Regions from separate parts of the Homo sapiens genome. Here region 1 is linked to region 2. A link is a loop called in an ENCODE intact Hi-C map of the cell type or tissue named here. Cell type or tissue: PC-3. All regions are shown on one strand. Links, peaks and the distances in the headings refer to the core of each region. The heading gives the core; the rest is flanking DNA.

Evidence for each region. Hi-C counts contacts between places; a loop is a spot of excess contacts. Peaks named below come from ENCODE experiments on the same cell type or tissue, not always from the same donor. Only the 100,000 strongest peaks of a DNase experiment are listed, where the experiment ranks them.
Region 1: a loop joins it to region 2, with 3 times the contacts of the local background. A loop is called at or near these places in 2 of 110 quality-filtered maps.

What each region holds. Positions count from the first base shown.
Region 1 is chr13:23,470,248-23,483,150 of GRCh38, reverse strand. It overlaps LINC00327 (long intergenic non-protein coding RNA 327), which reads right to left. Exons shown (of 3, transcript NR_038995.1): 2 at 12,461-12,637. Among named protein-coding and RNA genes, the nearest start is that of LINC00327, 7.2 kb to the right of the region's middle. In PC-3, for the core only: no CTCF peak of the experiment used is centred there; no DNase peak of the experiment used is centred there; H3K27ac peaks cover 1,131 bases.
Region 2 is chr13:23,668,195-23,681,097 of GRCh38, reverse strand. TNFRSF19 (TNF receptor superfamily member 19) reads right to left here. Exons shown (of 10, transcript NM_148957.4): 9 at 12,001-12,406; 10 at 5,005-7,726. The coding sequence ends at 7,718. Among named protein-coding and RNA genes, the nearest start is that of TNFRSF19, 100 kb to the right of the region's middle. In PC-3, for the core only: no CTCF peak of the experiment used is centred there; DNase peaks (open chromatin) are centred at 5,867 and 7,487; H3K4me3 peaks cover 334 bases; H3K27ac peaks cover 5,691 bases.

The sequences.
Region 1 (12,903 bases), core at 3,371-11,370, 200 kb after region 2:
GCTTGAAAGAACAGACTTTCTGTAAGTTATTGTGACATGCTCCATAGTTTATTGACAGCAGAGTTGGTGATGATATTGATATTACACTGTCAAAATGTATCACCAAACATCTTTAAATTTGATAAAAGATTGTGAATTTTTGTTTTCTATCAGGAGAAGACAACATATAGGAAATTCATGGATCCAGAATCCATTTCTTTCATCAAAAGATAATTTAAACTTAACTATAATTTATGGATAAATTATTGAATCTGACTACTAATGAACAGTAGAAGATGAATTTAGAAATATAGTATCATTTACATTACTTTGAATGAAAGTTTAAAAATGAATATTCTGAGCTTAATAAAATGTTTTAAAAATCTCTTCTTCCACCTTATCAACATAATTCTGTGAGGCTAGTTTTGTACAGTGTAGATTATAAAAACACAACATTAAAATAGGTGACAGTAGTAAAAATGGCAGATTAAGAACATCCAAAATTTTGTTCCTTCGTAACAGTAATGAAAAAACTGGCAAAGAAAAGCAGAATCCATTTTTTCAACTCTCTTGGCATTAACCAAAGACTTTCAGCCATCCAGGGAGCATTTATTCAAGAAAAATATCTGAATCTTGGTAAGAACTGTAATCTTTACAACATTTGAAACTTACCTTAGGCCCATCTCCCACTCTTCAGCTCAGCAATAGCCTAGAAAAATAACAACTGCATTCCAGTATTAAAGGATCAGAACAGAGCTGGAGCTCATTCAAAGCCTCAGTCCCAAAGAACTGACATTGTTTGATCCATCCTTAGAAGGCTCCACTGAAAAGGTACATTTTTACTTGATGTGGTTTGAACTTGCCAAGTGTAAAAAGTCTCTCCCAGGGGTTAAGAGGCATTTATTGAAAATAATTTTAGGCACGTCTTTTAACTATCAGGCTGCATGAGATGGATGATAGTGCAAACAATAGACTAACCAAGAAGATTAAAGGGAAAAGCTGTGGAATAAGATGTCCATAGGAGCTTTGAAATGCTCTGACATATTCCTGAGAATTTGGAAGGTCAGGGGCATATGTAGGCCTGTGGGCATTCTGAAGAAAGAGCTGAGGAGGCCTGAGCTCTCACTTCTTGGTGACCTTAAGGTTCTGCACAAGCAGAAAGTAAAGGCTAAAACAGCATTGTGAACTGCCTGGTGGAGTGTTAAAGGTATGATCCAACATGTATATAGTAACCCATGGCAAAGATTTAGAGGTTTATTGGTTCCAGCATTTAAAGAAATCTCTGTTCAATCATTAGATGTCCAATCACTAAGCTAATTGATAACTCCCATGACCACATATAATAAACAATACATACTTTATAGAATTAGTTCAGAAAAGCCATGAAATAAATAAAAACAACATTTAAAAGCAAGGAGCAACAACACAATTCAGCAGGGAAGAATATGATTTTCAGACTTGTAATATTATATTTTTTTAAATGTCAAAATTTCAACATAAAATTGTGAGACATGCAAAGAAACATAAAATTATGTCCCATACACACACACGGAAAGCAATTGATAGAAGTTGGCCCTAAGAGGCCCAAATGTTGTGCTTACTAGACAGAGAGTAAAATTAGCTATTTAAACATATGTTCAAAGAGTTAAAGGAAACTATGTCTGAAGAACTGAAGCAAAGAATGATGTATTTGTCCATTTTCACAGTGCTATAAAGATACAACTTGAGACTGGGTAATTTACAAACAAAGGAGGTTTTATTGACTCACAATTCCACATGGCTGGGGAGGCCTCAGGAAACTTAGAATCATGGCAGAAGGGGAAGCAGGCACCTTCTTCACAGGGCAGCAGGAGAGTGAGGGAGAGACAGAGCAATGGAGGAACCATCACACACTTATAAAACCATCAGATCTCATGAGGACTTTCTCACTATCATGAGAACAGCATGGGGGGAACCGCCCCATGATCCAATCACCTCCCACAAGGTCCCTTCCTTGAAACTTGGGGATTACAATTCGAGATGTGATTTGGGTTGGGGCACAGAGCCAAACCATGTCAAAAGATAACTATGTTTAACCAAATAGAGAATAAAAATGGGTCAAAATTATTTAAAAAATAGTAATTCTGGAGTTGAAAGCTAGAATAAGTGAACTGAAAAATAAACCAGAGGCACCCAATAGCACATTTGATCAGGCAGGATAAAAATAATCAACAAACTTGAAGATAGGTCAGTTGAGATTATCCAGTCTGAGGAACAGAAAGAAAAAACAGGCAGAAAAATGATTAGAGACTTGTGGGACACTATTAAATATATCAACATATGCATAATGGAATCCCAAAAGGAGAGGTGAGAGAAAGTTTCAGAAAGATTACTTGATGAAATAATGGCCAAAGCTCCCTAAACTTGATGAAAAACACTAATATATACATTTAAAAAGATCAATAAACTCCAAGTATGACAAACTGAGAGAGATCCACACTGAGTCACATTATATTCAAACTGTTGAAAGCCACAGACAAAGAATCTTAAAAGCAGAGAGAGAGAAGGGACTTGACCTGTATAATGGATCCTCAATAAGATTAACAGTTTCTCATTAGAAAGCATGGAGGCCAGAAGGCAGTGGTATGGCATATTCAAAGCACTGAAAGAAAATAGCTGCCAACCAAGAATTCTATATCCACAAAACCATCTTTCAAAAATGAAAGAGAAATTAAGCCATTTCTAAACAAACAAAAGCTGAGAGGACTTGTCACTAGGATACCTATCCTACACGAAATACTAAAAGGAGCCCATTAGGCTGGACTTAAAGGAGAGTAAGCAGTAACTCAGGTCTACATGAAGAAATAAACGAAATAATAAAGATAAACTACATACAGATGAATATTAAAAATAAATAGTATAAGTGTATTTTTTGCTTGTAATTCATTTCCTTCTCCTATCTGTTTTAAGAGACAGCTGCATAAAGCAATAATTATAAATCCTTGTTGACAAGCATATAATGTATAAAGATGTAATTTGTGATGATAATGGCATACAGGAAGGGTAAAAAAAAGCTATATAGGAACAAAGTTTTGTAGACTATTGGAGTTAAATAATATCATTTGATTTAGATAACATTGTTATTAAGTAAGGTATTAGTGGTAATTGCCAAGGTAACCACTAAGAAAGAAAACTCAAAAATATAGTAAAAGAAATGAGAGAATTAAAATACTGTATAAGAAAATATCTATTTAACACAAAGGAAGCCAGTAATGGAGAAATGTAGAAACAAAAGAATAAAAAGGTAGAAAACAAACAGTAAAATGGCAGATGTTAATCCTAATTTATCATTAATTACATTAAATATAAATAAGCTACATATTCTAATAAAAAAGCAGAGATTGGAAAAAAGATATTTTTATTTAAAATTTTTTTCCTTCTTTCTTTTTTTTTTTTTAATAAAGCAGCTGTCTACAAGCTAGAAAGATGTTTTTAATGGCCCAACTATACACTGTCTACAAAAGACACACTTCAGATTCAAGGACATAAATAGATTGAATGATCAAGAACAGGAAAAGATACACTATGTAAACAATAATAAAAACAGAGATGGAGTTACTATAACTGATATGTGGTGAGATAGATTTTAAAACAAAAATTATTACTAAAGACAAAGAAGGGCATTTTATAATGAAAAAATGTTATTCAATAAGAATATATAATAATTATATGCATACATGTACCTAAAAGAACAGCTCCAAAATGCATGAACAGAAACTGACAAACTTGAAGAGAGAACTATTTCATGTATTTTAGAGCTTTTCTCTTAGGTAACAATAATAGTTGGATATATCATTACCTTACTTTCCATAGTTGATAGAACAACTAGACAGTATATCAGCAAGGAAACAGAAAACTTGAAAAACACTGTAAGTAAACTAAACCCCATGGATATCTATATCACTACCCTACAACAGAACAATACAAACTCTTTTTAAGTACTTTGGAGCAGTCTCCAGTATAGATGATATTTTACAGCATAAAACAAGTCTCAATAAAACTAAAAGGGTTGAAAACATAAAGTATATGTTCTCTGACCAAAATGGAATGAAACTAAACATCAGTAACTGAAAGAAATTTGGGAAATTCACAAATATGTCAACACACTTTAAATAAACAGTAAGTAAAACAATACATCAAAAGAAATTAAAGCATAATTTGGGATGAATGAAAATAAAAACACAATGTACCAAAATGTGCATGCAGTTAAAGCAGTGCCTAGAAGGGAAATGCACAGTTGTAAATGTGTACATTTAAAAAAAAGAGGGTTGGCCAGGCGCAGTGGCTCGTGCCTGTAATCCTAGCACTTTGGGAGGCCGAAGCGGGTGGATCACGAGGTCAGGAGATTGAGACCATCCTGGCTAACACGGTGAAACCCCGTCTCTACCAAAAATACAAAAAATTAGCTTGGCGTAGTGGTGGGCACCTGTAGTTCCAGCTCTTGGGAGGCTGAGGCAAGAGAATGGCGTGAACCCGGGAGGTGGAGCTTGCAGTGAGCCGAGATGGCGCCACTGCACTCCAGCCTGGGCGAAAGAGCAAGACTCTGTCTCAAAATAATAATAATTTTAAAAAACTAAAAAAAAAAAAAAAGGCTGGGCACAGTGGCTCACACCTGTAATCCCAGCACTTTGGGAGGCCAAGGCGGGTGGATCTCCTGAGGTCGGGAGTTCGAGACCAGCCTGACTAACGTGGAGAAACCCTGTCTCTACTAAAAATACAAAATTAGCCAGGTGTGGTGGCACATGCCTGTAATCCCAGCTACTCGGGAGGCTGAGGCAGGAGAATTGCTTGAACCAGGGAGGCAAAGGTTGCGGTGAGCCGAGATCCTGCCACTGCATTCCAGCGTGGGCAATAAGAGTGAAACTCCATCTCAAAAAAAAAAGAAAAAAAAAAAAGAAAGAAAGAAAGATCTTAAATCAATAACCTAACATTCAACCTTAAGACATGGGGCAAAGTAAACTAAGCCAAAGCAAGCAGAAGAAAGGAAATAATAAAGATAAGAGCAGAAATTAGCGAAAGACAAAAGAGAAATACAACAGAGAAGTTTAACAGAATAAAAAGTTGGTTGTTTGAAAAGAGGAACAAAATTGACAAAGTTTATCTAGATTCACCAAGAAAAAAGAGAGAAGACTCAAATTACTAAATTCGGAAATGAATGAGGGGACATTCCTATGAACCCTACAGAAATAAAAGGGATTATAAGGCAATACTGTGAGTAATTGTATGCTAAAAACATTAGATACCCTAGAAGAAACGGACAAATTCCTAGAAATACACAAACTACAAAGGCTTACTCAATAAGAAACAGAAGATCAGAGTAGATCTAGAATAACTAAAAGGATTAAATAAGTAATTGGAAAACTTCCCAAAGAAAATCTGAGGCCCAGATGGGTTCACTAGTGAAGTCTACCAAATGTTTAAAGAAGAAATAAAAGTAGGACAGGAGGAAATACTTTTTAACTTATTCTATGAGGCCAGTATTATCTTGATATCCAAACTAGGTAAATATAACAAAAGAAAACTGTAGACTAATATCTTTTATGAGTATAGATGTGAAAATCTTTTAACAAAATAACAGCAAACCAAACCAAGCAGTATATAAAAGCATTATTCATTATGACCAGATAGGATTTATCTCAGGAATGCCATGGTGCTTCAACAAACAAAATCAATCAATGTTATATACCACATTAATATAATGAAGAAAAAGAACCCCATATGATCACCTCAATTGACTCAGGAAAAGCATTTGACAAAATTACACCCTTTCATGATGAAAAATACTCAACAAACTGGGGATTGAAAGGAATGTTCTCATCCTGATAAAGGGCATCTATGAAAAATCCACAGTTGACATCATACTTAATGGTGAAAGACTGAAACAAAACACTGTACTGGAAGTTATACCCAGGGCAAGTAGACAAGAAAAAAAAAGGCATCCACAGTGGAAAGGAAAATGTAAACTATCTGTATGTGCAGATGACATAACTTACCTATAGAAAACCTAAAGAATCCATATTACAGCTAATGAGTGAGTTCAGCAAATATGTAGGATATAATACCAAAATTTACAAATCAATTGTATTACGCATTAGCAATGAACTGCCCAAAAATGAAACTGAGAAAATAATTCTATTTATAATAAAATCAAAAGGAATAAAATACTTAGGTATAATTTTAACAAAAGAAGTATAAGACTTGTTAATTGAAAACTACAAAATATTGTTAAATTACAGAAGACCTAAATAAATGTAAAGACATCCATGTTCATGGATCAAAATACTTAATATTGTTAAGATGGGAATACTCACCAAACTGATTTACAGTTGCAATGCAAATCACTATCAAAATCTCTGTTGATTCCTTTTTTTTTTTGCAGAAATTGACAGGCAGATACTAAAATTCATACAGAAATGCCAGAGATATAGAGTAGGCAAAATAAACTGAATAAAGAATAAAGTTGGTGAATTTACACTTCCCTATTTTTAAACTTGCTACAAAACTACAGTAATGAAGACAGAGTAGTACTGAAATAAGGATAAACATGTAGAACAATGAAATAGAATTGTGAGTTCAGAAATAAACCCATGCATGTATAGCCAATTGACTCTTTTGTTTGTTTTTTGTTTTCAGACGGAGTTTCACTCTTGTCACTGAGGCTGGAGTGTAATCGTGTGATCTCGGCTTACTGCAATCTCCACCTCCTAGGTTCAAGCAAGTCTTCCGCTTCAGACTGCCAAGTAGCTGGGATTACAGGTGCCCACCATCAGGCCCAGCTAATTTTTTTTTGTATTTTTAGTAGATACACAGTTTCACCATGTTGGCCAGGCTAGTCTCAAACTCTGGACCTCAGGATCTGCCCGCCTCAGCTTCCCAAAGTGCTAGGATTACAGGCATGAGCCACCGCACCTGGCCAGCTAATTGACTTTTGACAGGGGTGTGAAGATCATTCAATGAGAGAAAATAATCTTTTCTACAAATGGGTGGAGCAACTGAATATCCAAAGGTAAAAGAATAAATTTGGACCCCTAGCTCACACCATGTTAAAATATTTTAAAAATGGATAGTGTAGTGCCTGCTACTCTGGAGGCTGAGGTGGGAAAATCATTTGAGCCGAGGAGTTTGAGGTTGCCGTGAGCTGTAATTGCACTGCTATACTCCAGCCTGGGCAACAGAGCAAGACCCTGTATCTTGAAAGAAACAACAAAACACACATTTTAAAAAACCACTAAATTTAAAAAGAGCCCAAAGTATAAGACTCTTATATGAAAATGTGTGTAAATCTTCATCATTTAGGCATTAGTTTCCTAGATATGATCCCAAATGCCTAAGTAAACAAAGACAAAAATAGACAAATTGGATTTCATCAGCATCACAGCATCACAGTGCATTAAAGGACACTATCAAGAGACTGTCCTAAAGAAAAGAAAACCCACAGAATGAAATAAAATACCTGCAAACCATGTATCTCATAAGCATCTAGTATCTAGAATATATGAATGAAGCTCTCTGACAACTCAACAGTAAAAAACTCCATTAAAAAAGTGAGCAAATGATTCGAACAGACATTTCTCCAAAGAAGGCATACAAATGGCAACCAGGTATTTGAAAAGGTGCTCAACATCATTGATCATCAGAGAAATGCAAATCAAAACTACAATGAGATATCATTTCAGACACACTAGAATGACTATAATAATAATTTTTAAAAGGGAAATAATATTGGCAAGGATGTGGAAAAATTGGAACTCTAATAAATTGCTGGTGGGTATATAAAATGGTACAACCACTGTGGAAAACAGCTGGTTCCTAAAAAAGTTAAACATACAGTTCTCATATATAACCCAGCAATTCAATTCCTAGGGATATAGCCAAGAAAATGAAAATGTATGTTCACACAAAAGCTTACATTTTAATGTTCACAGTAGCATTATTCATAATAGCCAAAAAGTGGAAACAACTCAATTGTCCACTAACAGATGAATGAATAAATAAATTGTGGTCTATCCACACAAAGAAATACTATTCAGCCACAAAAAGGAATGAATTACTGACACATACAACAATGTGGATGAACCTTGAAAACACTATGCTGAGTAAAAGACGTCAGACAAAAAAGGCTACATGTTGTAGCCTTTTATTCCGTTTATATGAAATGTTCAGAATGGGCAAAACTATAAAGAAACAGAATAGATTAGGAAGTGTTCAGGGCTGATGGCCGGGAGACTGGGCAATGGCTGCCCAAGAGTATGAGATCTCCATTTGGGGTGATGAAAACATCCTGGAATTAGATAGTGCTTTTGGTTGCACAAATTGTGAATATGATACACTGAGAACCACTGAATTGTGCACTTTAATTTTTTTTTTTTTTGAGATGGAGGTTCTCTCGTGTTGCTCAGGCTGAAATGCAGTGGCACAATCTCAGGTCACTGCAACCTCCACCTCCCGGGTTCAAGCGATTCTCCTGCCTCAGCCTCCCAAATAGCTGAGATTACAGGCATGCACCACCTGCCCAGCTAATTCTGTATTTTTAGTAGAGACGGAGTTTCACCATGTTGGTCAGCCTGGTCTCAAACTTCTGACTTCAAGTGATCCACCCGCCTCGGCCTCCCAAAGTGCTAGGATTACAGGCGAGAGCCACTGTGCCCTGCCAATTGTTTGTACACTTTAAAATGATAATTTTATGATACGTAAATTGTATCTTAAAAAACAAGGGAAAAAATACGTAGAAACAGTTTAGACATGCATTATCTTCTGTGAATAGCATTGTCAACAATCCAACATAAATTAATTAAAAAACAAGAATCAGGCTCATTTTTTACAATAAAAGCTTTTGATATTTTTATACATGCTGTTTATTCAAAACTTATAGGTTTTCTATATGGGAAATTACAATTCCTTTCATAACCTTTTGTTTAGTTTCAATGGTAGAATGACACAAATATTTTAATGTAAAAATGATTGGCTACTTTAATTGCCTATACACACACTTTCAATAAGTATGTACCATTTTTGTAATTCTTGTCTTTTTTTCTATTTTAAATTTGTTCTGATAACATTGATTGAAATATAATATTTTGTCTAGGGGCCGGGCACGGTGGCTCATGCCTGTAATCCCAGCACTTTGGGAGGCTGAGGCGGGCAGATCACGAGGTCAGGAGATTGAGACCATCCTGGCTAACACGGTGAAACCCTGTCTCTACTAAAAATACAAAAAATTAGCCGGGCTTGGTGGAGGGCGCCTGTAGTCCCAGCTATTCAGGAGGCTGAGGCAGGAGAATGGCATGAATCTGGGAGGCAGAGCCTGCAGTGAGCTGAGATGGTGCCACTGCGCTCCAGCCTGGGTGACAGAACGAGACTCCATCTCAAAAAAAAAAAAAAGAAATATAATCTTTTGTCTCTTGAGTCTGGTAATAAAACATTTGGGCTTGTATTTTGTGTGCCTTTGCTTTTTAAATTTTATTTTTCTAGTAATTTATTTCTACTATATTTTAAAAAGTAACCTTCTGCAATGGATTTGAAATTTTAACACAAAAGCTGGTCCTTCACCACAGATGCTTTGCGAAGCACTTGTGTGGGGCACCTGGATGTGGACGGAGTACTCTGTAATAAATTATCTACAACAGAAGATTTACATCTTCCTAGGTAAATGTGTGAAATTCCTTCATTCTTTATCTTTTGTAACAGTGACAATGTTGACCTTCCAGATGCTCTGGAAGGGTGGGAAAGGGAGGGGTGACTGGCAGGGCTGTGACATAGTGGTGTACATATTCCATCATTCCCTTTGCTTCGCTCCTTCTCTTTCAGGTCTCCAATAGAGGAGGCTGGCTCCTTCTTACAGAGCCTCCAACAACGATTATATTCTGGGCTTCAGCATCCTTCGCTTGCCTGTACATTAGCTTTCTTATTTTATTTTATTTTATTTTATTTTATTTTATTTTATTTTTGAGACAGAGTATTGCTCTGTCATCCAGGCCGGAGTACAGTGGCGCGATCTCGACTCACTGCAACCTCCGCCTCCTGGGTTCAAGCAATTCTCCTGCCTCGGCCCCCCGAGTAGCTGGGACTACAGGCACACCCCATCACGCCCGGCTAATTTTTGTATTTTTAGTAGAGATGGGGTTTTACCACATTGGTCAGGCTGGTCTCGAACTCCTAACCTCAGGCGATCAACCCACCTTGGCCTCCCAAAGTGCTGGGATTATAGGCGTGAGCCACTGCGCCAAGCTTGTACATCAGCTTTTTGTCCTCTGGAAATGTGTTGAAATTTCTTGTCTACTGATACCCTTCCATGCTTTTTTTGTTGCATGAGTTTATTCCTCTTTGTATTTCTACGTTGTCATTTCATTGGGGTCTCAGGAGGGACACGAGGTAAACACATATGTTCAGTATGTCATCCTGAACTAGAATAGCCAGGTTTTGGTTATGGAAAATAATAATGCTGAATGTTTTTTGTCTAAGCATACATTTTCATTTCTCTGTGTAGATATTTAGAAGTGGATGTATTTAACTTACTGAGTCACTGACAAACTGTTTTCCAAAGCGACTGTATCTTTTCTACATTCTCACCAGCAATGTATAAGGATTCCAGTTCCTCTAAATCTTTACCAGAATTCAATATTTTCAGTTTTTCTGATTAGAGACATTCTAGTATGTGTGTCATAGTATCTCAGTATGGTTTTAGTTCGCATTTCTTTAAGCACTGATAATGTTGAGCAACTTTTCATATGCTTATCTGCTATCATAATATATTCTTTGGTGAATTATCTGTTCATATCTTTTGCTCAACATTTTGAATTGTCTTTTTTTAATGGAGTGATAAGAGTTCTCTATTCTGATGCAAGTCCTTTTTCAGACACATGATTTGCAAATATTTAGTCTTAGCTTGAGACTAAACTTCGCATTTTCTTTTTTCTTTTTTTTTTTGGAGACGGAGTCTCGCTCTGTTGCCCAGGCATTACAATAATAAATTTCCCAATATTAAACCATTCTTCAATTCCTAAAGTAAATTCTATTTAGCCTACTCTTTTAATATGTGGTTAAAATATTTTTATAATATTTTGTGATTTTACACCTATATTCATAAAAAGATCATAGCTTCGCGTCTTTTTAAAGGTTTTTATCTTTTGTTATTAAGATTGTTCTTGCTTCATAAAATGAACTCAATAATTGTCTTTGTTTTTTCTCTATGTTTTAGTACAGCCTGAATAGCCTATGAATGATGTATTATCACAGAATTTAAAGACATTTACTTCTAAAGCCCCTTAAGTCTAAAATCATGGTTCTCAAATCTAATTGCATATTAAAATCACCTGGAGAGCTTTAAAAACTCTCAATGCACAGGCCACACCCCTGATAAAAGAATTCAGAATCTCGGATGTAAGGATTTTTAAATGCAAAATAAAATGAAAGGCTCAATAGTTTATAAAGTTTGTGCTAGATCTAATCTTTTCTGGTTTTGTCTGTAATTGGTCCAATAGTAAATATTGATTCATCTGTAATTGTTCTGACATCAACTAATGGTGTCCATAGCAATAGCACTACAAGCCAGTTTCTCTGCCTTTATCTCGCTTTAATTGTACACAAAACTAATAAGGCAAAGCACGTAATATAATAACTATTTTAAAAGCAAATGAAACAAACTTTGGAAGGTTAAGTGGCAAAGCCGCTTGACTCCCATCACTTTGGCATTTCAATCAATAATAGAGTCTAAAGACCAAACAATAAAACAATGGTTAACATAGAAAAAAAGAAATACGAGTTCATTAACTAACCAGGAGATCTTATTTCCAAAGAGTAAATCTGATTACATTGTTCCTGTTTAAAACCCTTCAATGGCTTCCTTATGCCTAAAAGGAAAAAAAAAATCCAAATTCCTTTGTGTGGCATAAGAGGTTCTTTGTGTAACACAAGATCTGGCCCCTCATCACCTCTCCAGTCGTATTTCTCAAAAGACCTCTCTTGCTTCCTATACTCAGTCATGCAAAATGTTCTGCAATTCTCTGAATGCCCTGGCTTTTCTTTTCCTTTTTGTGCCCATGTCTGTGCCCAAGTTATTTGCTTTTTCTGAAAGATCTATCTTTCAAAACCTTCTTTTCCCTCCCTCCCTCCAACCCTGTTGACCAACTTATCTTTTAAAGTCTGATTCAGTTTCAGGGCCATCTCCTCCGAGACCTTCCTTCCTGACTGCTTCTCGAGTTCCCCTATAAAACAGTGACTGCCCAAAGAGCAGCAACAGTTTGTAAATCATTCCATTCATGCTGCCTAGAACAAAGCTGCAGTTGTGTTTAGTAAAGGTTTATCAAATGGATGAAGACTGGTCACTATTAGTCTTGACCCCTTCTATTTGAAATATGTGAAATACACAAAGTAAAATATAATTTCTGATAGGGGCTGATATCAGGAACTGTAGGAGATCTGTCCATTGAACCCAAGGTCTTACCTATTAAATCTCTACTGTTGCCAGTCTGCGCTCCTGGATTTTCAAGGGGCTCCGTGGAATTGGGAGGCTGATGAAGCTGGTGACCACCCTCCGTAAGCATGCTGTGTTGGTGATTCCAGTGCTTACTCCTTTCCTCAAATGTGGTCATAAGAAGTCAGGAAAGTCAATATGCTTTCACTAGGAAAAAAGGAGGAAAGCCTGCTTTAGTTGGTTGTTACATTTTTGATGAGGCGAAAATTCAAACAAAACTGTAACCACAAGGACCATTAATTGTTCTTTCCTGCTAATAACCATAGTTAGCCAATTGGATTGTGAGTGTGTGGCATGCTTGTATTGTGTATGTGAGTAGGGAATGCACGTGCGTTAAAGTTCACATGTGCTTAAGAGCTTAGACACACCCGCAATTTGCAAGACAGCTTCATGTCCTGATGTGGCCAAAGCTG
Region 2 (12,903 bases), core at 1,852-9,851:
CTGGGGAGCAGCCGGAGTAGTCTGGGAGACAGGAGGGCAAGGGTAACTCCTCCTGAGCTACAGAAGGCAATGATGCAGAACCAGCTGCAGGCAGGCTGCACGGGCTTTGCTGTCCTCCCCAAGCCAGGGGCCAGCCTTCTGGCCCCATGAGTTTCCCGTGGGGAGGCTGCTCAGCCATGTGAGGGCAGGGAACAAAAGCAGCAGCATCTCCACGACAAGGGTAGGGTGCAGACAGACACCATCAGGCTAGAGCTAGCTAGCTTTCAGGTGAAGGCGACTGGCTAAGATTTAGAAATGGATGCACAAAGCTAAGATTTACAAATGGATGTGCCAACACTCATTGCCCTGAAGGCTGGCCCCGATCTGGTGGTAGGGTTGCCTGGAGCTCCAGGCTGGGCAGGACCATGAGAGTGCATCCCAGGCCCAGGATAAAAAGGCCACGAAGGTGCTTGATGCAATCCACAGGCACAGGAAGGCCATGGCCGCTTGAGCGCAGTGCACTAGCCTTTTCAGCCTTGTATTCTCAGGACTCCAGTGGAGCGTTGGTTTGATGTCAGCAGGTGGTTCTGCTGAGTCCTAAACTTGCACCTGAAGCTCAGCACTGCCCTGCTGGAAATCAGGACCAGACCAACATGACCTAGATGTTGCGGAACGAGCTCAGGCTCAGTATTTCCAAACAGGAGAGAGACTATCCATCTTCACTTCTGGCAGGGGGCTGGTCCCTCCCAGTGATTGGGGATTTTCTGCTGCTGGAGAGAGGTCCACTCACCTCCCTCTGGAACTCCGAAGCTTCTGGAAGACTATTTTGGTTTTTATGTCTGTCACCCCTTCACATAGAGGTAAGTCGGTCCCCCATGGGGGAAGCTCGAGCCCCAGGGCAGGGCCCATTGGATGCCTGTTGGCCTAGAAATCTGCCCTGAGCCACCTCACCCGTGTCCTCGTGCTCCAGCCTCCCTGCACTTCTCCCACTCCCAGCACAGGCTGAGCCTTTCCACCTGCAGTTCTAGCATTTTCCACCCCTCCACTTGCCTGGTGAATACCACATGAGTCTTCATGGCCCAGTGCAGAGGACTTTCCCTCCCAGCTTCTGTGCCCCCTCCTCACTGTCCCCAGAAGGATTTGCACTTGTATTTTTACAATTAAGAGCTATTTTATTAGGGACAGGTTCTTGCTCTGCTGCCCAGGCTGGAGTACAATGGCTCTAACACAGCTCACTGCAGCCTCAAACTCCTGGGCTCAAGGATCCTCCTGCCTGGTCCTCCTGAGTAGCTAGGACTACAGGCATGCACCACCACACTGGCTAATTTTTTCTTTTCTTTTTTTGTAGAGATGGAGTCCCAGATTGTTGTCCAGGCTGATCCCAAACTCTTGTCCTCACATAATCCTCTTGCATCAGCCTTGCAAGGTGCTGGGATTAGAGGCGTGAGCCACCATGCTGGCCCAGGTCTACTTTATAAACACTTAAAAGGCTTGCTTTCCTTATATTTCTTCATATCTTCTCTGGCCCTGGCACTGTAGTTAGAACCAAGCACATGCTCTATGCTATATAAATGTATGTTGAGTGCATACATTAAGGACTGCCACAGGAAATGCATCTTACTAGAGTGAGTCTTCTGAGAGGAATTGGACCTGTGTTTAGAACTTCAAGGGAAATGATTCATCTCTGATCTGTGGAGGGGTAGCATGCCTTGCGGTGGCGCAGCCTGCCTCCCTAACCTGCTATTAAAAGATTGCTGGCAGAATGGTCTGCAGATCTTCTATTTACTGTAAATAATCAACCCAGGTAAGGAAAATCCCTCTACATAGTTCTGCTAGTTAAATTCCACCCCAAACAAAGCTACCAGAACACAGCTATTTCAGTCTTAAGTAGGAATAGCTAATGCCATTAGAAATTATGGAAAAAAGAATCCTCTCTCTTTATAGAACAAAAAATGAAACCTGCTTCAGAAGACCACCCATGGTTCTAGAGAAAGTGGTTTTGCTGATAACTTTTAAAAATTCAAGTCTTCTGGAGAGGTGAATTTCAAGCAGCCATAGATCACACTAATTCAAACGCCACTGGCCATTCATGACATGACCTACCCTTGGCCAGCTGACTCTCTGGAGTAGAAACCTTTCAACCCTCCGTTGGTTGAAGTGTGACATAACTAATGCTAGTGTGAACTGCTGCCTTGACTCAGCATAATTATATCCCTATAATTGCATACCAGGACTTACTGAAACTTGTTTGACATTATAGACAATTTTGAAACCTCTCAGACCACTGTTCACTTTCAAGACTGAATGATAAACTTAAGCTCTATTTACAGACCTTAGTCGGTGCCAAATTTGTTTTTAAAAAATGTAATTCCAGCAATTTGGGATTCCAGCAATCCGAAGTGGGCGGATCATTTGAGGTCAGGAGTTTGAGACTAGCCTGGCCAACATGGTGAAACCCCGTTTATACAAAAAAAAAAAAAAAAAAACCCCACAAAAATTAGCCGGGTGTGGTGGCATGTGCCTGTAATCCCAGCTATGCAGGAAGCTGAGGCAGGAGAATTGTGTGAACCTGGGAGGTGCACTCCAGTCTGGGTGACAGAGCAAGACTGTCTCAAAAAAATTAATTAATTAAATTAAATTTTAAAAAAAGAAATCAGACAATACCTTCTTAGTTTAAAATGGGACACATTCAGAATAAGTACCCAGTTGCAGAGACCTTAATAATAGTGGTAATAATGAAAATATGTCATTGTTATTACTGAGGGGTGACAGTGTGCTGGCAGCCCTTGCTCGCTCTCAGCGCCTCCTCAACCTCTGCGCCAAGTCTGGCCACCCTTGAGGAGCCCTTCAGCCTGCTGCTGTACTATGGGAGCCCCTCTCTGGGCTGGCAGAGGTCGGAGCCGGCTCCCTCTGCTTGCAGGGAGGTGTGGAGGGAGAGGTGTGGGCGGGAACAGGGGTTGTGCCCAGCACTTGTGGGCCAGTACGCGTTCTGGGTGGGCGTGGGCTTTGTGGGCCACACACTCGGAGCCGGCCCGCCGGCCTGAGCAGTGAGGGGCTTTGCACCAGGGCCAGCAGCTGCAGAGGGTGTGCCAGGTACCCCAGCCGGCGCTGTGCTCGAATTCTCGCAGGGCCTCAGCTGCCTCCCCGTGGGGCAGGGCTCAGGACCTGCAGCCCACCATACCTAAGCCTCCCCACAAGTGGACTCCTGTGCTGCGGGAGCCTCCCCTAGGAGCCCCGCCCCCTGCTCCATGGCGCCCAGTCCCATCCACCGCCCAAGGGCTGAGGAGTGCGGGTGCATGGCGTGGGACTGGCGCCTGCAGCCCCCGTGCGAGATCCATTAGGTGAAGCCAGCTGGGCTCCTGAGTCTGGTGGGGACTTGGAGAATCTTTATGTCTAGCTAAGGGATTGTAAATACACCAATCAGCACTCTGTGTCTAGCTCATGGTTTGTAAACACACCAATCAGCACCCTGTGTCTATTCAAGGTTTGTAAATGCACCAATCAGCACCCTGTGTCTAGCTAATCTGGTGGGGACTTGGAGAATCTTTATGTCTAGCTAGGGGACTGCAAATAAGACAACAATCAGCACCCAGTCAAAACGGACCAATCAGCTCTCTGTAAAATGGACCAATCAGCAGGGTGTGGGTGGGGCCAGATAAGGGAATAAAAGCAGGCTGCCCAAGCCAGCAGTGGCAACCTGCTCGGGTCCCCTTCCATGCTGTGGAAGTTTTGTTCTTTAGCTCTTTGCAATAAATCTTGCTGCTACTCTCTCTTTGGGCTCGCACTGCCTTTATGAGTGTAACACTCACTGGGAAGGTCTGCAGCTTCACTCCTGAGGCCAGTGAGACCACGAACCCACCGGGAGGAATGAACAACTCCAGACAGGAGGAACGAACAACTCCAGAGTGCCGCCTTAAGAGCTGTAACACCGTGAAGGTCAGCAGCTTCACTCCTGAAGCCAGAGAGACCATGAACCCACTAGAAGGAAGAAACTCCGAACACGTCCGAACATCAGAAGGAACAAACTCTGGACACGCCATCCTTAAGAACTGTAACACTCACCGCGAGGATCCGTGGCTTCATTCTTGAAGTCAGTGAGACCAAGAACCCACCAATTCCAGACACATTACTATAAAATAGTCCAGACCTCCTGGGAGAACCTTATTAGCTTTGAGTTATTTTTGTCAGAGAGTTGATGGATTTATGGTACCTATAAGCTAAACCAGTCTCCATGGACACCAGGAAAGTCCACATGCTCTGGGGGGGTTGGGGTGTGAGTGGGGGTGTCAGAGGGGGAAGAAGTCAATGTCCTTCCCTCAGAGAATCCAGTGTCAACAGCAGAAACTCACCTGCTGAGAAAGCAGGATGTAACTGTAACATTTTTTAAAGTTTTTTTTTTCCAGAAAGTTTAAAGTCCTCTCTCAAAATCTAATAATAGCCTTAAAAGCTTTACTGAGTAGAGGGAAGAAAAGGATTGCTGATCTGTGGAAGCCTCCACCTTCCTCTCTTTAGTCCTCCTCTGCAGGAGGACACCTGGCTGAGCTCCATCAAGGATACAAAACTTTCTCTTTAGTTCCTTCCCTCTTTGTGCCATAAAAGGGAAAAAATGAAGAGATCATGATAAGACCTTGATGCCAAAGCTTCTCAGGGGCCGCAGAGCACCTTCCACTAGCCCAATGCGCCTGGTTCTGTTCCCAGGCTATCCCTCACAGGTCACCAGTGAGGATTACAAATAGCCCTCCAAAAGCCTGAGGAGGCAGAGAGGGTTCCATCCCTCTCTGGAGCACATTTTTTAGTGACACAGCCTCATTATGTTGTCCAGGCTGGCCTCAAACTCCTAGGCACGCCTCAAACTCCTAGGCTCATGATCCTTCTGCCTCAGCCTCCTAGTATCTGGGACCACAGGCAGGAGCCGCTGCCTGTGCCGAGAGAGCAGAACTCTGCAAAACCCTCACACAGACTTCTGAAAAGAAAAAAACATGTCTGCATCCACAAAATCAGTCATTCTCTCACTGAACACATAAATAAGAATACCAGGTGATAATTTTATTCACAAATAAAAAAGGTATTACAAAACTAAGAAAATGATAATTTACACATTTATAAATTCCAGTATGCAAAATAGTAATGATGAAATCTAAATTGATATAAGCTACTATAAAGCAATGATGGTTTTCCTTTCTTTTTCTTACTAGCACAGACAATAGTGCTTAACCTAGGTAATAGCAATATTAACACATTATCTAAAGTAGAAAAATCTCTATTTAAAAATATATTCCATATACACAAAATTAGAAAATTCATGACTTTACTTGGTTGCTCTTGAAATCCTCCTCAGTCTTGTCAACGAGCTTCTGCAGCACAAGAAGCCACAGTGGTTATGCCCATTCAGCCACACGCATTACCCGACACAGCCCTCCTGACATCGGCACTCTAGCAGCTGAGTTTATTGAGTGCTATGGGATATTCCAACAAAGTGAAGTGCAAATTGCATTTTTTTCCTCAAATGTTTCCAAGGAGTGTAAAATATAACATTGTTGTATATTTCTAGAGTAGGTAGGGTAAAATGTCTTCATCTTGATAAAAGTTACCCAGGATTTACCAAATTCAGTAGCAAATGAAATCAATTTTCAACCCTAAGCACTTCTCTACTGATTGAAAATGATGTTTTGGGATTTTTGGCCAAAGTCTCATTCCCATCAGTCTGGCTTTCTCCAGCCAGTGTTTGTCCTTGAAGTTAATCAGGGCTCTACATATGGAAAATATATACAGGCTACACAAAGGAACACAGCCCTGCCTACTTTCATCATCTCTCTGTCATAACAGAAATGCAAACATCATCTCTCTGTCATAACAGAAATGCAAACAGACCAGATTTCAAACAGTGGCACGTATGTGAATCATGGTGAGGTCACGCGAGGAAACTACTTGCATTTTCATAGCCATTGTGTGGTCAAATCCTAAATATTTTACATGTCCAAAAGGCAATGTTCCTAAGAGTTCTTGACTACCAAAGGATCATTGGTTTATACTTAAAAAAAGAAGTAATACAGGAAAAGTCAATTAATTATGACTAGGCACTAGGTTGACATGACCGCTTGGGGCTACAATGAAACATTCTCATTTCCTATTTCAGGTGAGGGAATTGAGGTCATGAGATGTACCAGACACAGGCAAGCTAGTAAACACATATCAAAACCTAAAACTATGGAGAAACGGCCACAAGAAAGAGGGCTCATTAAATTTTACTAATCTGTCACAAACAGAGAAAACCATGGATAATACATGAGAAGATAAAAACATACTAGGAAAGACAGATACATTTTAATATTCAGTTTAAAAGTTAAAAGACAGTGACTTGGGCAGGGCAATTCCAAACCAAAATATCATAGTACCCTCGAACATACTGATGTTCAGAAGTCTAAAAAATATGCCCTGTTCAAGTAGGTCTTCTCCAGGGCATAAAGATTAAGAGTAAATGAACCATTCCCTGCTTTGTGACTGAACGGGGTTAATTTCTGTCTTAGCTCTAGAGACAATGCTAATGTGTAGATGGTAGGGGATGGAGCACTTTAATAGAAAGAAGCACCGTCCTCTTAAATCCAACACCGGATGGCTAAAGTAGGAGATGATGTGCTAACTAATCTTACACAATTGGAAGGAGCACGACAATGTCCTGGTCAAACTACACTAGGGCAGTTACAGCTGCTTCATCCAAACCCCTACAAATTGTGCATTTTCTTCTAGTCCTAACATGTGGTGTGTTCTCACGGAAGGCTACTTCAGTAGTAGGGGAACCTGATATGTTGTAATTTCTAAAGCCTTTAGTATAAGATACAATGCAAGTAAAAGGTCATTTATGTTTATAAATACCCTTTTTCTATAACCTTCTAAGCTCAGGCAGAGGGACAGATGCAACAAATGTTTCTATAGCAACTAATTTTCATATAAATATGCCAACCTTTGCATACAAGTCTCTACAATATGTGTTAATTCTGGGCAATGGGCTGCCCTTTCTCGACCACATTCCCTAGCCCAGGTGTTCTCCTGAGATCAGCGGGTGTTCATGAGACCGAGGCTGAGGTCAGAAGTGTGGATTCTGGAAAGAGCTATCCTCCTCTGTCTGATTCCTCTGATTCAGTAAACTTCATCTAATAAACCCAAGATTTAGGCAGGCAATATGAGGGCCATTCTAACCACCTATGCGAATCAGTTTAGATGATGAAAAAGTGTCCTTCTCAAATAGAAACACTCACTTTTGAACCCATTCTACATAAAAGCTAAGGTAATTTATCTGATATTTCATAGGCGGTATGAAATTATTTCTGGAAAGAAAAAGTATACTCTGGGTCTTCAGTCTTGTAAAACCACAATCACCATGAAAATAAGCATGAGGGCATTTCTGTTTCTTGTTATATGTCCACAATCTCATAGGCTGCCAGCTCAACCCATCCGTCTTTGAAGTCACTTTTGTGGCAGAGAAGCTTCTCATGTAGGAAAGATGCAGAGTATCATGAGTCGGCCTGGAGTCTTTTCTTGTTATTCATTGAGGTTTCAGCTTACAGCTGGTCTGGCTCAGAAGCAACTGGCTGAAAGGCTTCAAATGCCGTCAGTTTGGTTCAGATTTATTTTTGCCCCAGAAGCCATGCAAGGTCCAGACTGCTCAGTCCATAAGCCTAACAAAGGAGTACTCTTTGGGTTCCAGCACACGCTTCTACTGCAGAAAGAAGCAGGTTCTTTAAGCTTCCTAAAACAGCAACAGAAAGGAAGCTTTAGAAATAATGTCTTACAAGTTAAATCTGCTAAATTTCAATGGTAAAGAATTATTATGCATAACTTTTACTAGTAGTATACATGGATATAATAATAGCATATGGACAAGAAACTCATTCAATAGTATCCAAATATCCAGCTACCCATGTAATCTCAGGATAAAATAAATATTTTCATAACAATTCGTAGTCACCCAATAACTGCAGAGTACTTAAAAGATGATACCGTAACCCATAGCAATCATAATGTATTAACAACAATTCTTTTGTGGGCTTTCAACCTTATTCAAACATTTAAAGCTTCTTTCTTCTATACTGTGTTCCTTTAAAGCATTTGTAGGTAAATATTTTAGGATTCTGTATTTCCTTTCTTTCAAAGAACAAAGATGAATGAATAGTACCATTCTTTATCTGCCAACTTAGTCTTTGAATGTACTTCCATTAAACTATTAGAGAATGTTCAGAAATAGTTGGGAATAAGATTTCTCTTATAACAATCTCCCTAGCATACTCACAGTCCTTATCGGGAGAATATCCTCAGCAAAGTGTAGCCATTAGACGTGTCCTCATCACAAAGGGCACTGACGTCAATGCCGGGAAGGGGACAAGTGAAACCACTGAACATTAATTTCATGTATTAACCCTTCACTAACTTACCACTAATTTGGCATTGGTGACATACCAGGTTAAGTGTATGCAAAAAAATTATTCCTAGGTCTAAGGAGATTATTTAGAAGTAAAATCTTATGAAACACTTCCAATAACAGGAGATAGTTTTATCAAATATGTTGATTAACTGACATGATTATAATAACTACATGAACCCTTCTGTGGGAGGCAAATTATCCTCATTTTGCCAATAAGGAAAAAGTAGACATTTCAATAGATTGAAACACTAGAACCCAGGGTCCTCTCATATGTTTTCTAACCTTCTTTCTGTCTGTTCCTGTTGACATTTTAAATGTTGCATTAAAAACAACTTCAAGATATGCTTTTCCTGTAGGTAAACAGGCTGGCTTTGTTCTCTCAAATATCTCAGCAAAAAATGTTCCAAATATCTCAGTTTTGTTCCCTTCTGGAGAGATGTGTATAGGAAAAACTTGATTAAAATTGAGTCATACAAACTAAAGAAGGCTCTCACACCTATTTGCTTTATCTGGAACCATAACTATCATCAGATTATGGGTCATCTTAAATCACCCACAAGAAAACTAGTGTGTGGAAATGCAGGTTGTGTAAACAAATGCATCATGCGCTGAAATCATGGCCTTACACCACGTAAAGACAGAAGTGCTGTTTGGCCACAGCTGCTCCTTTTCCACCTCCCAGATGGACACATGTTGTTTTCCTGAGCTATGAACGAGCCCACATCATGGAGCCAAGCTAATTGAACACAAACCTGTGGAATGGATAAAATTAACAAGAAGCCCTGTGCTTTGGTTCATAATAGTGAGCTGCTGAAATCAAATTATTTTATTTTATTTTTTAAGAGACAGGGTCTTGCTTTGTTGCCCAGGCTGGAGTGCAGCGGCGTGATCCTAGCTCACTGCAGCCTCAAGCCTCAAACTCCTGGGCTCAAGTCATCTTCCTGCCTCAGCCTAAAATCAAATTCTTTATGAGATGTGAATGTGTCCTCTAGTTGGAAAATTAGCCTGTTGGGGGAAATGTGGGTTGGAATTTAGATTGGGAAAGAAAAACAGAAGCAAAACTACTTGAGTTAAACACTTGGTTGGACCTTGAAATAAAGAGGAGGACCAGGCCCCCAAAGGCCTGAAGTAGCTTAAGGTTCATTTGCTACATTTCACAGATTAGTAAGTGCAACTAAAGTTTTTTTTTTTTCCAGCATCTGGAAATGATTATCTCGTAAAATGGGCTCAAAATATTATTCACTATTATAGGGGAAAAATCAAAATGGTTTATATTTTAACGCTTCCTTTTTTAAATTCAATGTCATACTTAGATTTACCTAAATTAATCTAACAATTATAGGGCTACACATCTTGAAAAGTTAGTAAAAACCTTTCATTAATAAATTATTATACTGTGCAACTTGAGTGTAATATTTTCTCATCAGGTTCAGTTTAGATATAATTGTAACTTTCTTTTCATAATGATTTGAGTTGAAAGTGTATATAAATCATGAGAACTACCTTGCATGTCTTTGAAAAAGAGTTAGTAAGTCATGATATGCCAATCTCATCAACTAAAACATGTTTCTAAAATATCATGTTCATACAGCTGTGATGACAGTGCTTATCAATCCTGTCCCCGCCACACCACCAACATACACAGAAAAAAAGCAGGCAATGAGTTGGCTCCGGGATGACCTCGTATGAAGACGTTTCATTCCTTAGTCTTGGCAATTGACATCACAAACTTGGGTACAAGCTACAAAATTAAGGTGAGTGGTAATTCTGTTTCCTGACAAAACTGAAAAACAGTCATTAGTCAGCTGGCAGCACCGTAACCCTAGTTCTTCAGATGATCTCCTAACAAGAGAGGCACGGATGATGCACTAGACATGGCGAGGGCCCCTCATTTAGTGCTGCTGGGAGGCAGCTGAGCCCTCTGTTGCTGAGCAGGGGGGTTCCGCCTGTTTCTAGCATCCTCTGATCCGTCAGTGGACGCTCTCTGCTTTGAAGGACTTGTTACCTGCTCTCGGCTGCTGGGGCCTCTCAGTTCCTACGTTGTGTGGGGCACAGTCCATTCTTGAGACTTACACTCAGCTAGGTTAATTCTTAAGTCTTTTCTTATTTATTATCATAACAATTTTACAAATTATGGATGGCTCAAAAGAACAAGATCAGTGAACAGCCTTTCCTAACTCCAGGCAGAGCTCAGAGGTAGATACTTTGTATGTGTTAACTGCCTAATTTGTTTTTCCTTCATTCACTCGTCTCCCTTCTCTTACTTCTCCATTCCCCCGTTTTGAGAATGAAACCAATTTTTTCCCTCCAAAGCTAAAAAATGTTTTGTCTATAGAATCCCCTAAAAGTTCTCCAGATAATTTTTTTTTGTACTTTAAAAAAGCAAACAAGGTGGGAAGATGGCTTGAGCCCAGGAGGACGAGGCTGCAGTGAGCTGTGATTGCTCCACTGAGCTCTGGCCTGGGCGACAGAGAGAGACCCCGTTTCAAAACCCAAAAACCAAAAACAAAAACAAGTACTGCAGACTTAGATCAGTATGTAACTTATGAACTGATCTTAAAAGGAACATATCAGCGTTCACACTTTGACTCTGCACTAAGTCTCTGATATAATCAGGCCAGGATACAGAATGACATGGAAGTGAGGCCCCTCTGGAGCAGGCTCAGCTGCCTCCTCAGCACCCACAACCCTGATCTGGGGCAGGGAGGGACAGGCAGTGAGAGCAGCAACCTCTTTGTGGGGCAGAGTCTTGTGGGCCTGGGAGCTGGACTGTTGCTGTGACTCTGCCCTTTTACACTCAAGGCTTGACACTTTTCTCCTAGAACTTAACACTAACAATACATGCACTCCCATTTAAGGAAATGTTTACAAACATTAGGTCAAATTCAGCAAAGGCCACATCCTCACCTGAAGAAAGCAGAGACGTGCCCAGTTATCCCTGAATCCTTTGCTGCCTCCAGCTTTGCAGCACGCAGAAAGCCCCCATCTCTCTGCAGGTGCCACCCTCGCTCCACCCAAACCTGATCTTAAACCATTCCACCTGAGAGGGTCTTATGACCTGGTCTCAGGTCACAACCAACAATCAATTTCCAGCCAAATCAATCAATCCGGTAAAGCAGAGTGATCCAGAAAACAACAGCCAAGGAGAGAGGAGGGAAAAGAGCAGCTTTAGGAGACCAAAATTCACATAAACTTGGCAGTGAATGAAGTAGATTTAAGTATTGGGCATAAGTAATATATATATAATAATAAGTATATATAACAGGAAGAAATGAAGGTCAGGAATTGTCTGCAAGATGCTCCCATACCCGACTCACCTCTCTCAACCAGGGAAGGAGGCAGCAGGTGCTGTGCTAAGTGGTTGTACTTACAAAGAGGAATAAAAGAATGCAGCTGTCCACTTTGCTCTTATATATTAGCTGTGTTAGTTTTTTAAAAAAATACTTGAAATTTATTTTAAAACATACTCTACAACATACAAGAAATTATTAAAGATGCAAAAAAAAAACTCATCAGGTTCCCCCAAATCTTATGCTGGGAACAGAGTTCTGATCTACTGTAAGTCAGTGCTGTGTTCACAGGGAACCCAGTCGCTGCCTTACCTGGAGGGACGTCTGAGTGGCTGGGTGGATGACAGCACCACTCTCCTGATCTAGCTGGCTTCTCATAGTTAGTGCATCCTGAGTTGATGCTGATTCTACCAGTGTGTTGTTATATCTAGATAAATCAGTAGCTGCTGTAAAGTTTTCAGAATGAGACTGGACTGGAACAGCCCCACCAACCAAATCTTGACTGCTATTTGAATCCAAAGACGTTGAGCTTTCAAGTTCTGGATTGAGAGAATGAATGTCTTCTCCAGTGAGTTCAGGATAAGAGTCACAAAAAGAGATGTTGTCACCACCCATGGGATTCTGCATCAGAGGCCAGGCATCTGAAAACTCGCCACAGATGGACTGCGTGAGGGATCCGAAGAAAGTCGGCACCATCTCCCCGGCTGGGCCTGCGTTTCTGCACACACGTTCAAAAGAACTTAAAGTTTTTGATGGGGAGAAAAACACTACTACAAAGAAGCATGTCAGCCGTAATTTTAGGTCTTCTAAATGAAATAGCAATTTACTGCATCAGAATTCTAGTGTTTCCTATTGTTATAAACTCATCTCAATACAATAAGTCAAATTACTCCATTTATTTGAAAACTGAGTTTTGACACCTCCTTCTAATTAATATAGTTATACTTAATCCAATGTCTAAAACATGCAGTTTCCTGGGTCTCATCTGAGTTTCTTGAGTGCTGTTCTAAAATTCTAAAATATTATTCCATGGGTAAAAATTACTTACATGTTAATTACTTACAGATGACAGAGGTGTCAAAAATCACAGACATAAGACAAAAATAAAATTAATGAAGAGTAAAGTGTAAAGAATGTTGCACTGGATATGAGTGACCTTGAGAGAGCTACCTAATTCTTCCCTGAGAACTGCACCCCACCAATATCCAGAATGTC